2 separate regions of the Mus musculus genome follow, and region 2 is linked to region 1. A link is a loop called in an ENCODE intact Hi-C map of the cell type or tissue named here. Cell type or tissue: left cerebral cortex. All regions are shown on one strand. Each heading gives the region's core, and the rest is flanking DNA. Links, peaks and the distances in the headings are about the cores only.

Region 1 (7,712 bases), core at 1,223-6,222:
CAGCCAGGGGCAAAATACTGTTCAGTCTCATTTGATCTATCTTCAGAAACCACAGCGCAATAAAGATGTATCAGAAAATGTTCGGAAATCTCCAGGGCTGCAAATGCTGAAGGTCCCTGAGATGCTGAAGTGTTTTACAGAGGCACACTGATTCTTCTCTAATATAATTGAAGCTTATAGGCTTGTTAGGTCATGGTATCCATGTCCTAGGAGTGATATGGTCCCAATGGTTTGAGAGAACTATGAACTATGTCACCAATCACTAGGCAGAGTCACTCTGAGGAGCTTTTCCTTGTCTCCCTGGGCTCCAAAAAGACATGACGGTGGCTCTAAGCAATGAATTGTAAGCTGACTGTTCTCTTGTGTTCCTCACCTCCCTTATATGGCTTCTTGGAATCACCTCTCAGCACACTACATGCACTGAGATGCTTGATTTAGGGTGGCTATTAGGAGGGCTAAACTCATGGGTACCCTAGCCAAATCCTCCTTCCACATAGTTTCTTTATCCCACAGTGTAAGACAAGGCTAACAACCCAATCTCCCAGAGCACAGCAGATTCTTTCTCTTAAGAAGAATTTCAGAAAGCTAATTGGAAGCAAATGCTTCAGTTTCCATGAGGAAAATATAAGTGACAATATACTGACCACCTTGACTCTGGTGGCCTCAAGGAAGAAAACAGTTGAGGGCTCTACCTCTCAGAGGGAGTTCTTCTGCATCTGGCATAGTTTCCTTACCACATGAGCATGCCGTGGTACTTAGTGTTTTCTCTTTCTAGGGGTGTGAACACTTGGCATATTTTAAAAGTCTAACTTTATCCTATGCTCACTGGGTGTGGTGGCACAAACTATAATTCTGAGGGAGGCTGAGGCAGGAAGACTGAATGCTAAAGGCCAGATTTGGCTACATAGTAGGTTTGAGACCAGCCAGGGCTTCATACACAGATTTTTATCTCAATGTACTAAGATTTGAAGCTATAGCTCAGTGGCAGAGTTCTTGCCTAGCAGGCAAGACTCTGGGTTTGGTTCTTGGCATGGAGGAAGAGTTCTAGGAGTATAAAACATATAGTTTTATTTTACAGGCTTTTTGCCCTACAACTCACTAAGGCTTTGAAAGCCTGGGATAACAGATGCCTGCATCAGCACAACAGTGTGGCTTCCAGATACAGATGTGCTGACTTAAATGAAATTTTCTCCCAGGAGCTCTTTATAGAACCTTGTAGCACCAATTCAGGCCCTTGGTATAATCCAGGGCCAAGATTTGGAAAGTATCGTACTGTTGGGGTCAACACATAAAATAATTCAAGCCATCTCTTTCAGATCTGTCATTCTGGACCATGTTGTGTGTAAAGGACCTCCCATCAGCAATACTGAGATACAGGTGACCTACACTTACTATAGGACCAGAGGATTTCATAGAATAGGGAGAGGGAGGCAGTTAAGTGTCCCCACTCTTTAGCTGACATGTTACTATCCAGAAAATATTTAATATGTTGCTTCAGGTGCTACAGTGGTGAAGTCTAGCTTGTTACTTAGAGGCTTACCAACATTTGGACCTTCAATCTTTTTTTGTTTTTGTTTTTGTTTTTGTTTTTTGGTTTTTGGTTTTTCGAGACAGGGTTTCTCCGTATAGTCCTGGCTGTCCTGGAACTCACTTTGTAGAATAGGCTGGCCTCGAACTCAGAAATCCACCTGCCTCTGCCTCCCCGAGTGCTGGGATTAAAGGCGTGCGCCACCACACCCGGCTTGGGTCTTCGATCTTTTGAAGTGATCCCAGGCCTCATGGCCTGATGTCTAGGGCCAGTCCCTTTAGAAGAGCTCTGGAAAACACCCAGACAGCACAAACACCTGGGGCAGACTTGAAGAGTCAGTCCTGAATCAACAAATATATACACAGAGTGATGGTTAATAGTAACTGTCAATGGGACAAGATCCAGAACCACCTAGAAGGCAAGCCTCTGGGCAAGCAAGTGAAGGATTCTTTAGATGAGATTAACTGAAGTGGGGAAAATCACCTTAAATGTGACTGGGATCCCTTTATAGGTTGGAATCTTGGACTGGATATAAAGGAAAAAGCAAGCTAAGCATACACGTTTATCTTCTTTGCCTCTTGCTGGCTGATGCAATGGAACCAGCTGCTTCAAGCTCTTCCTGCATCCTTTCCATGCCATAAGGGACATGGCACCATGAGTCAAAACAACCCTTTCTCCCTTAAGATGTTTTTATCTGAGTATTTTATGGCAGCAGGAGAGTAGTTGAGACAGAAGGTTCCTTATGATCATGTTTCACTTAAATTTCATTAAAATGTGATAGTTGTACTAATATACAAATTAGACATCTAAGAATTCTACGTGAATTCCTGGCATCCACCCCAAATTGAACTGCTGGGGTGATGTTGTTTGGGGCAGGTGAGGGGTGAGGACTAACAGATGCATTCCTGATTCTCTTCTCTCCTCCCACTGCAGGGAGTCTAGACATCAAAGAACCAAAAGAAGTCTCCCCATGCCTCACTCTGCTTAATTTCTCAGAAATATGTCACCCATGGGCCATGGCTGCAGTTGCTTATGGTTATCTTGTTCCAGCAAGGTTGCCCTACAGACCTATACCCTTCTTTTACATGAGAGATTTCAAATTCTTCCATACTTCATCTCTCTGAAGCCTAGGGTTTATGATCAGGATACCACCACCACACAACCAGACCCTCTTCCAGGTCCCCATCACAAGCACCATCCTGCTTACATGCTTGCTTTGGGCAACAACCTCAAAGGTCTTTTAGAAATAGAATTGACTGTGTGTCACTCCTGAATTAATTTCCGCAGTGGCATTGTGCCTGAAGTACATACCAAAGGCGCTACCATGGTTTATGTTACCCTCCTTCACCAACCCATGCATATTTTTTAATCAAACTCTTTGCAGGTCCCAGACTACTATTTTCCAACATCACTGTCCCTCTTTCACTTTGGGAACATAGAAGGGTCTTGTTGTCATCCAGGTGACTTTCAGTCTCTTGGGTTCAAGAGCTCCACAATGTTCCATGTAGCTGTGACTGCAGGCATAGGTCATTATGCCTGACCACTTTGACATTTTCTGAAGAATTATTTTTCACAAAGCAAAGGCCTGAAAGTATGTATGCTGTTCCATTTTCAAAAGAACTTAATGCTAACAGCTTGTCCCTTTCACCACAGGGATAATAAAGCTCCACGACTCAGGCCTTATGAAGCTCACAGCCTTAGATACAGAAACCCATTGCTGGGGTGGAGAGCATAGTTTGAATGTCTGAACCTTTTCTTAAGTTTTAAGTGGAGTCCTGTAGCCCTGCCTATCCTGGAACTCATTATGTAGACCAGGCTGGCCTTGACCTCACAAAGAACTGCCTGCCTCTGCTTCCTAAGTGTTGGGATTAAAGACAAGTACTGCCACACCCAGCTACCAATGTCTCGTTTTAAAAAAGCCTGTCAGTGATTTAGTCCCTTTATTAATGTTCCACCTGCATTTGCTCCCTAGATTACAATCTATAAGGTGCTAAAACAAGCTACCCAGACTGCAATGGAAGAACAGCTCAGGGTGTAAGCCACTCTCTATGCATTATGTAGATCCATTTTGCAAGGAATGGCTTTTGAGAAATTCCACCAGCCTAGTAACTTCTTAGATATGTGCTTTTCTAGGGTCACCAGAGATCCAGATGGAGCAGCCCCTATCTGTGTAAAGCTTGCACTCCATCCAAAGTTTGGAGGCGGATGGTGAATTTAGCAAGGAGAGACATGGATAAGAGCCATAGAGAAGCCGTGCAGCAGGAGGGAGCCTGGAGTGCGTGGGTTGGGAGGCACCTCCAGTGGGTGTTTCTGGGGATGGTGCTCATTGCACCTCATATCAAGAGCAGAAGGAGATGCTCTCCTCATGAGTCTCTGGTCTATTTTTACCACTTGGACACCATGAGTCATGCTACTGATTGTCTCCCAGCACTGCTGCTGCTGCTGAGCTCACAGCCAGCCTTGGACATCAGAGTATATATTTGGGATACTGACCTCCCTTTGGTTTAATCTCATTTTTCCATGATGTTTTCCATCTACCTTTTTAGCATCATCTGTGCATCTTGTCATATTTCTACATCTGTTGTTCTCCGTGTGACAAGTACCAGACAGAAGCAACCCCTTCCCCAGCCTTTTCTCTGTTCACTGGCATGCTGCCCCTGCCAGAAATATAATAAAACCAGCCTGTCACGATGGTCATCAGGAAAGGGCAGGCAAGAAGAAATGATGAGGTTTGTCCACTCACCTGCCTCAGTTAAAGACAAAACTTATGAGCCCTCATGCTGAATCTAACCAGTCATGTGTGCTGTCAGGCTCAATTATGAGAGTATTATCCTGAATGATTATCATATATAACTTAATAGAAGTTCCTTCCTTCTGAAGATCTGATCTTGTCTAAGTTTAAAGTGGGACAAATGTCAAAATAAGCAGAAAATCCCCCGAATGTGTTTTCCATACACCCAGAGCTATGCCTCTGAACAAACCCTTACAATTCAACATTCACAACTTTCCATTGGCCCTTTCCATTCTTACGTTCCATTCTCTCTAATGAAGAAGAAAACCTCTACACCCTCAGGCTTGCACACCTGCTAACCAGAAGCCAGATGGCCAAGTACCATGGAGGATATGCATTTGGTCCAGAAAGTAGATCTGCATGTTCCTAAGAAAGATGTCAACGGGATGTTCAAAGAATGACGTTTATTCTTAAAAGTCACTAAAATAGTTTTCCAGTTTGAGAGAGCGTTTATTTCAGGGCAGTGCTCTTCCCTGGCAGGCAGAGTGTGCAGGGGAAGATTCACTATGGAATACCCAGAGAAGCCTGCCTTCACTGAACACTGTGATTCATCCCAAATCAGAGCAGCCTGAGCCCCACAGAAGCAAAGCCACTTCCCAAGTGCATTGCCTTCCTTGTGCCACATCCAGGTTATGCTTCTCCTGGGACAAATTCATTTGCTGATAAGAAGTGATGGTACCCAACAGAGCACCTTCTCAGCAATGCTACAATCCCCATGCTTTGGCGTTGCCATAGCTTCCCATAAAAGGAAAGCTGGGGCATGGATAGTCATCCCTCATCTACCCTGGGGCTGGCCTGAGAGGGCTTTAGTGTAGACACTGCCATTCCTCAGCTTTCCAATAGCTGATTCCAGCACCTTCAGAGACAGTGGATGGCCAAGTCAGTATCGGCATGAGACCTAGACACATCTTCCCATATACTGGAAATCATCTCTAGCTTAGTCATGATATATGATTAATATAACTATTATGTAAGAAGGTGTTACACTCTTCTATAGTTTAGGGAATAATGACAAGGGGAAAGTCATTATATATGCTTACTACATACAGACAGTTATCTTCTAAATGTTTTTGAGTCAATGATTGGTTCAGAATGTTTGAAGATAGAGATCCTACAGGGCTGACTGTTCTTTATTTAGGAAGTAGTTTCAGAAAGAGGGGCAGGTAGCTGTAGATAAGGTGTGAAGTTCAGGGGAAATGCCATTCAGTCAGGTTCTGCAGGAAGCTGGAGACAGTGGGGAGTCTAGAAGACAACACAGAACAAACACTCGGGAATTCCATTGAAGTGTAAGAGTTGGGCACCTGTTTACCACATTCCTGCCAATTGTTGATAGAAATTATCCCTAGGACTTTTTCTCTCTAATCCTGATAGCTCACCAGTATGAACTGAAAACAAGTCTTCCAATGAAAATAAGCTTCAGGTAGAAAGCCCTGATCACTAGTGGCAAGATGCTCTGGAATGACAAAAGTGAGTGTCTATAATTCACACCTGAACTATCAGCTTTATTTATTCTAGTTCATAAAACTCTCTTGGATGAAACACCAGAGAATCTTCTACTAATTTTATAAGATAGGTATGGATTGATGGATGTATGATCTCAAAGATACACCAGACAAGCCACATTCAACTGAGTATGTCACCACCATTCTGTAGAGTGTACATTGTTATCACCATCATGATTTTCAAGGAAGGATCTGGGGTTCAGCGACGTAAATTCAGTTGCTTATGGTTGAGTAACTAGAGACAAAAAGCTGAAGGGGAATCCAACCATTCTTTCTCATAGTCTCCTTTCAGATCTCTGCTCTGCATGACTTCCCATTAGAAATACAGCTCACTACTTGTGACCTGAGATAAATGTGAAGTCTGGCATAGAGATCCAATGAAGTAGAGATAAAATGTGCAATAGTTCTGCTTTTCTGCACCTTCATATGTACCATCTCTTTGCATTGACCCAACCATGACCCCTGGGCTCATGATCCTCTACAGGATCCAAGGCACAACATTCTAAGTCCCAATAAAACACCCATTTTCAAGCACTTCAATGTATATGGAAATACAGTGTTCCAAGAAAAGCAATTCTGAGATATAAGGTATAAAATAAACTATGGTATACATAAATAGATGAAATATGCAAATTCACTGTTGTCATAGTTAGAAACATAAAGAGATTTCTTTTCCTAAAAGCTTCTAATTATTTTAGTATGTGTGTCAGCTTGAGGAAATCTCACCTTTTTTCATTGTGCCTGTGTGTGTGTGTGTGTGTGTGTGTGTGTGTGTGGCAGAGCGAGTATGTTTTCTTGCTTCCACTTTCAATTTTTCTTCACTAATTAAGAAACATTTCCCTCGGGCTCCCTTGGAGTAGCAGGCACTGTGGTTGTTAAAGTCATATCAGGAATGCAATCTGTTTTTGCTTAATAGGAAATGGATCTCCTGCACAGGTATGGAGTATAATCCACACATTCTTCAGCCCTCTTCCTCATCAGGAGGATTCTCTGACAGCCAAGTAGACACTACAGAGATTTCAGCATTTACAAGTTAAGCTTTAAAGGAGCTTTTCTGTTGTTCTGTTCTCTGAGCCAGGCATGGAAGGGTGCCACTTCATTAGAAAGGACAATGCTTTTGCTTTCATGGTCTGTGACAGCTGACACACATAAGGTAAGACATGAGAAAAAGAAGTGTCTATTTCACAGTTTTCATTTTAAAAGTTCCCCAATGCCCATGTCTCGAAGGCTTGGCCTTCAGCACAGGGCTTCCAGGAGGTGGTCAGACTTTAAGAAGTAGCCTGTGGGGACCAAGTTAGGTTACTATAGGGGTATCTTTGCAGAGGTTATTCAAATACAGTCTTCTCTTTCCTCCTTCCCTCCAGGTTACCATGAGTTAAGGGGGCTCCTTTCTAATATGTGCATCCACCCAAAGTAACAAAGAATGAAGACTGAGATTTCAGAAACAATGGAGCAAAACTTCTACTTATGTGATACTGATCGTAAGGATTTATCATGGTGAAGAGCTGACTAACAGGATATTTGCTTCCATTTGCCAATTAGACACATCACTTTCTCTATGTTGGCACTGGAATATCACAACAACCCAATATTGTAGAGCAACTAATGAAAATGGGATAGAAGTTGCACTCACAAGTAAGATCCTCTGTCCTTAACTATTAGGGAGTCGGATATTAACTATTAGCCATAGTTACGGGATCTCTGTAGATCACATAGTCACGAAACATGGGAAACCCTAATGGATAGCATCAACTTGTAAACAGTGAGCAAGTGAACATTATTCCCTATCATGGCCACCTCCTGTTCCAGCCATAACTTGGTAATGAATTGAATCCTAAAGTCAGGTGCAATAGCTAAAAGACTGGCCAATGTTCACCCTTATTTCAGAAAA
Region 2 (7,712 bases), core at 1,464-6,463, 110 kb after region 1:
AAAACATGGTTCCCTATTGGTGGTGATGTTTGGGGAAGTTATGGAATTTTTAGGTGTTATATCCTTGCTGAGCAAATTAGGCCACTACAGATAGATTTTTAATTTTCATAGTCTTACCTTACTATCAGTTCACTCTCTTTGCTTCTTATGTGAGGTTGAGATACGATCTCTCAATTTTCTGCTCTAACCCCTTCTGCTACGTTTCATCTACCATTATGGACACTCTCTGTTTGGAACCATAAAGTAAATTAACCCATTCCTCCCCCTCCATAAATTTCTTTTGACCATGGTGTTTTATCACACCAATAAAAATTAACTATTACAGTTGCCCAATGTTAAAGATTTTCTTTTATTTGTTAATTAACATATCTGGCTATGTGGCTCTTTCTTCGAATGGATTCTAAAGATGGAAAGTACATTTGCAATGTGCATAAAATTGGTATTTCTTGGTAGAGAGAGGCTTATCTCTTTTGATCCATGGGAAGGTCCCTATAGAATCTCAATAACAACAAGCTGCATATTCTTGGAAATACAGCTAAATTCAGTTAAATACAGTTAAAGATTGCAAGAGCTACCATCAAATCAGTGTCTTAAGGAGAGATGGAGATGCTCTTCAGGGAATCCCCTTCTTCAGTATTAATCATTGGAACCATAAACAAATAGTGTTACATTTATCTTTGTCCCTCTGAGGCCAGCCCTGCCTAGGATGAGATATAATGGGGCACAGTGATCAACATTATTGATTTCAGTTCTTCCAGAAGTTAAGGCAGAAATATCTCTTAAGCCTAGTAGTTCAATTTTAGTGTATTACAATGCTAACCTGGTTAGTTGTCATCCTTGACTTGGCACAAACTAGTAGAGTCACCTCTGGAGAAAAAAGTTCTTTTGAGCAATTGCTCAGGTAAGATTTGTCTGTGAGAAACTATATTAGAGAGCCCAGCTCACTATGGATGATTCCATCCGTAGGTAGGTGGCGCTGGGACAAAAAAAAAAAAAAAAAAAAAAAAAAGCTAGCTAAGTCAAAGGTCAAGTCAGATGATAAGATACTGATTGACATTCCTCTATAGTTCTTGCTTGAACTTCTGCCATGACATTCTTCTAGGATTGAGTGAAACCTTGAAGTGAAGGTCAAATAAACTCCTTTCCAAGTTGTTTTTGGTCAAGGTATTTATTATAGCACCAGAGAGAAACTAGACCAGTTACTAAATATAGTAGTATCAATAGGATGGTCTAGGAAAGTAGAGGACCACTGCAGTGTTGTACTAGCTGCTGATCATTAGTCAGATCACATCTATGAGCAGCTGCTCTTGTCTAGCCTGACATGTCTTAAATATACTTAGATAATCACCAAATTAAACAAACATAGGGCATAACGGATTCTGATAAGTCCGTTCACCCAGCAAGAAGGTCTGTTCCTGAGATGAAGAGAAGCTGGGCCTGAGAGTGGCATCCTTTCTGTGAGGAATATAATTACCCTTCAGACGTGTCTGGCACTTTATCATAAACATTGCAGGTTTCCTTTTACTCAGTTCTTACTGCCACTCAATGAAACAAATTCCATTTTCTCCATATTTATGAAAAGAACACACAGAATTTTGGAAAAAAAACAGTTTACTTGTGGGATAAAGAGCTTCAAACTTCAATCCTACTCCATAGCTCATGCATATTGCTATCCCCTTTTCCTAACCCCTTCCTATTTAGTACTCTCTGCCCCCATAGACAGTTAAAATTGTACTTTCAATGTCAAATGTTCATACATCATTACATGGGTCTATATAAAATCTAGGAAAAATAAATGAAGACAATATGGTGTTTATCTTTCTGAGGCTGACTTAATTTGCCTAATATGTTTATCTTTAGCTGCATACATTTTTCTGAAAATGACATAACTCTGTGATTTAAGATGGAACAAAACACCACATTCTCTGAATGCTATTCTTCTAACTTTGAACACCTAGATCATTTCTATAACTAATCTGTTGTGAATAGTGCTGTGATAAATATTAACATGAAAATATCTCTGTGCTTTTTGACCTGGATGGAACTCTTTGAGTAAATATCTAGGAGCAGTAAACCTGGGGCATAATTGTAGGTTTGGAAGGTATTGGAGAATTTTCTGTAGCAGTTGGTCTAGTTCATATTCCTACTAGCAGTGTGTAAGTACAAGCCTTCCCCTTTTCTGGATCCTTCAAGCACTGTTTATTTGGTTTCGTTATGACTGAAATTCTCAATGGAGTTAGGTAGAAGCTCAATGTATTTTGCTTTTGCATGTCTCTGATGGCTAATGAGGTTGAACATTGTTTACCTATTTATTGACCATTTGCATTTAAGTGTTTCTCATATAGACTTCTGAGTTCTTTATATATTCCTGGTATTAATTCTTAGTATCAGGAATATTTAAAGCGCCCCTAATAGTTCTACTTGGCAACCACAGTTGAAATCACCAATGCATACAGAATTTGTCTTTCCCTCTATCCTCAACAAATGATGCCCACATGACACTGATGGATAACCAGTTTGATACTAATCTATGAGATCATAACAGGCTTTTATATTGTTCTTACATCTGATTTGAGAGTATTTTTTTAACCTAAGCTGGCAGAGAGACTACAGGAATAAAGTTGGAAGCTTTGGAGGGTATCCTGTTGGGAGAGTGGCATTGAAGCTATTGAGCAAGGGTAACACATGAGCCAAAGTAGATCTAGATCCAGGTGGGTGGTTAAGGGACAGGGCCTTACAACACAGAGTAGTATTTTGGGGCTAGATGCTGGGGTCTGGAAATACCATCACATGGATAACAGAAACTGAACTGTATTTTCAAGGTGGTTCCTATGTGCCTCTTCCAAGGTGCATGGTGCATTCTGTCTGGACCACTCATGCTCCAGGAAGGTGTGCAGCTGACTCATAGCCAGACCTCACTCTGGCTTCTCTCCCTCTCTCTCTCCCTCTCTCCCTCTTTCTCCCCCTCTCTCTCCCTCTCTCCCTTTCTCTCCTTCTCTCTCCCTTTTCCTCTCTCCCTCTCTCCTCCCCTGCCCCCTCTTGGATCTTACCAAGGAGCTCTTGTATTTTGGGTTGGGGATCTTCCCTTTGCCAGTGGATGGAGTCAGCACTGCCCATCACATCTGCTTCTGCTCAGTCATTCCCAAAGAGTTTTATTTTAATAGAAGTAGTTTGGTTTTCTTAGGTATGAGTTTATTCTCCAAAACAGTTAACATTTCAATGTCAAAGAATGAATAAAACAGCCAAGTGGAGTTGCCAACACCCATGAATATTCTAGTTTTAAAATCAAGATGAAAATCCCTTATGATGAACATTGAAAAGTGTTCAAATTAATTTTTGGCATTAAAAAAATATTTTCAGCCCCAGTGAGTGCAGCTTAGGGCAGAATTCCATTTTGTTGCCTGTGACACGGAGGAGTGAGGGAGGCTGCTGCTTTCTGGCACTGTTATGGCAAGCTCTGGGTGTGGTGCGAATGTTGCTAACTAGGATGAGAAGTAAGTGTGGGTGCTGTCTGGGGTGCAGATGCTTTCTGAGCAAATATATATATGACAAGTAAAGGCTTGGGAGACAGTATGCCAGCTTTCTTTATTTGTTCTGGAGTAATTTGGTTCATTCAGTGGGATGTGTGAGTGTGAGGCATTTTCTTCACCAGATGGCTCCAGTAGCTTCAATGGGTGTTTTCTACTCCAAGCTGTGCACAGTTGGATGTGGCTAGATGTTGATGTTATCTCTGTTTATGCTCTTGTGGGACCTCTCTACCCCCACCAATAGCCAATGCTCTGAGTTGTCTTTAAGTAACAGCAGATCTCAGCTCCAATGAAAAAGAGAAGCACCTTTCTCATACCTGCACCACAGTAGGCCACGTCCTAGGGGATCATCCAGCCCTGTGTCAGGATGCTCACCTCCCCACAGGGCATTCTAGGAATGCCAATGGTCTAATACACCCCCAATCAGCAGCAGATGAGTCACTGGTAAATATCCCAGACTTTTGTCCTTCAGACAGAACATTCAGAGGACCTCACAGAAGGTTCCCAGTGGGTTGGACCTCAGTTGTCTTCATCATGACTCATACCATCTTGTCTCTTGGCTTTAAAGTCTCTGCTTCCCTTCACTTTGTCTTCCCCCTTGTCTGCCTTTCTAGGATATCTCCAAATAAACTTCTCACTCTAGATCCTTCTCATATGTCTTTGAAGAAAAGTTAGACCAAGAGAAAATTGGATTGAAGCTGAGACTCAGGAGGTTGTTCAGTCATGTTTGAGGGCCATGTTGAAAGCAATGTGTGTCAAGGTACCAGTCTATGGCAGGTTTTGTAATGTCATTGTTTCATGGTTAAAAAGAGGTGAAACTGGTTAAAGAACATTTATTGCTGTCATAGACCACAAAGGAGGAAAGAAAGGAAGGAAGGAAAGAAGAAAGAAAGGATTGATTATAGAAACCTTGCAATTAAGACAAAATGAGGATAATTTTCATGAAGGAATAAGTCAAACATTGAAAAAGGACAGCCATTATTACATGGGGATTTGTAGAAGAGCCAGATTACATATTTACAGCAGTGCTAGAACCCAACTGTTCTTAAAAAGTAGTCAAATGTGTAATATGTTTATTCTTTTTTTGACTTGTAAACCAATTTTTTAAAATAATATTTATTGATTGATTTATTTTTATTAGATATTTTCTTTATTTACATTTCAAATGTTATCTTCTTTTCTAGTTTCCCCTCCAGAAACCCCCTCTATCCTATACCTCCTCCCCCTGCTTCTATGAGGGTGTTCCCCCACCCATCTACCCACTTATGCTTCCCTGTCCTGGCATTCCTTTACCCTGGGACACCAAGCCTCTATAGGACCAAGGGCCTCTCCTCCCATTGATGTCTGACAAAGTCACCCTCTGCTACATTTGAGGCTGGAGCCATGGGTCGCTCCATGTGTAGTGTTTGGTTGGTGGCTTAGTCCCTGGGAGTTCTGGGGGGTCTGGTTGGTTCATATTGTTGTTTCTCCTATGGGGTTACAAACCCCTCCAGCTCCTTCAATCCTTTCTCTAACTCCTCCACTGGGGAACTCATAGTCAGTCCAATAGTTGGCTGTGAGCATCAGCTTCTGTATTTGTCACACTCTGGCAGAGTCTCTCAGGACACAGCTATGTCAGGCTCCTGTCAGCAAGCACTTCTTGGTTTCCACAGTAGTATCTGGCTTTGGTGCCTATTTATGGGATAGATCCCCAGATGGGGCAGTCTCTGGATGGTCTTTGCTTCAGGCTCTGCTCCACACTTTGTCTCCATATTTGCTCCCATGAATATTTTGTTCCCCTTTCTAAGAAGAACTAAAGTATCCACACATTGGTCTTCCTTCTTCTTGAGCTTCATATGGTCTGTGAACTGTATTTTGGGTGTTTTGAGCTTTTGGGCTAATATCCATTTATCAGTGAGTGCATACTATGTGTGTTCTTTTGTGATCAGGTTACCACACTTAGCATGATATTTTCTAGTTCCATCCATTGGCCTAAGGATTTCATGAAGTCATTGTTTTTAATAGCTGCATAGTACTCCATTATGTAAATGTTCCACATTTTCTATATCCATTCCTCTGTTGAAGGACATCTGGGTTCTTTCCAACTTCTGGCTCTTATAAATAAGGCAGCTATGAACATAGTGGAGCATGTCTACTTGTCATATGTTAGACCACCTTTTGGGTATATGCCCAGAAGTGGTATAGCTGGGTCCTCAGTTAATACTATGTCCAATTTTCTGAGGAACCACCAGACTGATTTCCAGAGAGGTTTCATATACTCATTCTTGATGATTTATTTACAACCCACCATTGAATATTCTCAAACTGAATGTATCAAGATTGTTTAATTCTCCAGGAATCCTTTCCTGGAGTTTTCCAGAACCCCAACCCATGTGACTGTTCTATATAGAGTCACGATGTTTTTGCTTTCACCCTTTTGGAAGTTCAGCAATATATCATAGTGTGCCTTATTGATGACTTTCCCACTTGCAGTCCAAGTAAAGTATTGCAGCTCATCACAAAACTGCAAAAGTCAAATTCAAACAAAACTCTGTCTTTCAAAAGAAGAACAGAAACTGGGATTTGACCTGCCCTCTAATCTTTCAACTCACCCTGGTTTCTAAAGTTCACGATGATTAACTGTCTCTCCTGCTCTGTTGTGGAAAAAGGAGCTGCTATCTGCCGGCATGGGGAAAGGCAGGGGAAGTTTGAGCTCAGTCTAGTTGTCAGCAAGCTTTCTATTAGTAAAAGAAAAGATGGTTTATCTCTGTGAATCTTTTCATGTTCTAGAGATTTATTTCTAGGGTTTTACATTGAAAAACATGACTATTAAATTCTTAGGTATTAATTTACATATAAATGCCTTAGTAATATTTTCATACTGCATTTCACAGATTTTTTTATTTTTATTTTATGGGTATTTTGCTTGCATTTATGTCTGTATATTCTGTGAGTGCCTGGTGTCCTTGATGGCCAGAGAGGGCCTTGTATCCTCTGGGAATAGAATTATAGATAGTTGTGCATCAACATGTAGGTGCTGGGAAATCATCTTGAGTTCTTTGCAAGAGCAGTAAGTGCTCTTGACTGTTGACCCATTGCCCAACAGTGGCCCAGGCCCACTATCTATGTCGCACATTATTTATACCAATATGTACACACACTTACTACAATTTTTACCAAAATGATCCACATGCATATTTCTAAACATTCCATTGCTAAGTAGCCTATAGAAACAGAATGCACACAGAACAAAAGTGTGAAGCTTGAGGAATTATTAGAAAACAAATTGTATCTATATGGTCAGTTCTTAAATCAAGAGAATAAATCCCTCAAGAATTTCCTCACATTGTAAAATTGACTACATTGTAAAGAAAGAATGACAAAACAGTCTCTTTCTGGAAAAGTATGGACTTGTCTTGTGTACCCAAAGTTTACCCTTTCTGGATTTTCTATCACAGCTCTATTGATTTACCTTTAAGAAGAGAGTATCAAGTTTGTGGTTAAACATAAATTGCTAAATATGACAAATCATATCCTACCAACATTTATTATTATTATTATTTTTGATTCTAGAATAAAGGATGCCACTTTGACTTCAACGACACAAATTAATTTTTATATGAATTGAATTGTACAGCAACTGTCATATATATGTATATATTTATTTGTAATAGCCAGAAACTGGGAATAACCCAGATGCCCTTCAACTGAAGAATGAATACAAAAAATGTGGTTCATTTACACAGTGGAATACTATTCAGCTATTAAAATTAAGGACACTGCGAATCTTGCTGTCCAGTGGATGGAACTTGAAAATATCATTCTGAGTGAGGTAACCCAACCCCAAAAAGACATGCATGGTATATACTCACTTGTAAGTGGATATTAGCCATTAAGTACAAGGTAGACATGATACACTCCATAGACCCAAATAAGCTAAACAAGAAGAAAGACCCAAGTGAGAATACTTGAAACTCACTTAGAACAGAAAATAAATTAATCATGGTTCAGAGAAAGGGAGGGAACTGGGTGGGAGAGGAGAAAGGGAGGGAACTGGGTGGGAGAGGAGAAAGGGAGGGGAAAAAGGGGAGCAGTCAGGATCAGGCATGGGAAGAGACAGGAGCGAGGGCCAGAGGGTCAGGAGAATGAATGGAAATTTACAGCTATGGGGATATAGGGGGATGAGGGGAATCTTTAGACATGATT

Evidence for each region. Peaks named below come from ENCODE experiments on the same cell type or tissue, not always from the same donor. Only the 100,000 strongest peaks of a DNase experiment are listed, where the experiment ranks them.
Region 2: it touches region 1 in a loop (11-fold over the local background); 4 of 42 quality-filtered maps call a loop at or near these places.

The regions. Positions count from the first base shown.
Region 1 is chr2:149,869,687-149,877,398 of GRCm38, reverse strand. The region is part of intron 1 of Syndig1 (synapse differentiation inducing 1); the gene reads right to left. Among named protein-coding and RNA genes, the nearest start is that of Syndig1, 43 kb to the right of the region's middle. In left cerebral cortex, for the core only: a CTCF peak has its summit at 3,688; DNase peaks (open chromatin) are centred at 3,812 and 4,742; H3K27ac peaks cover 2,106 bases.
Region 2 is chr2:149,764,551-149,772,262 of GRCm38, reverse strand. All of the region lies in intron 1 of Gm14133 (predicted gene 14133), which reads left to right. Among named protein-coding and RNA genes, the nearest start is that of Gm14133, 30 kb to the left of the region's middle. In left cerebral cortex, for the core only: no CTCF peak of the experiment used is centred there; DNase peaks (open chromatin) are centred at 3,530 and 4,036; H3K27ac peaks cover 233 bases.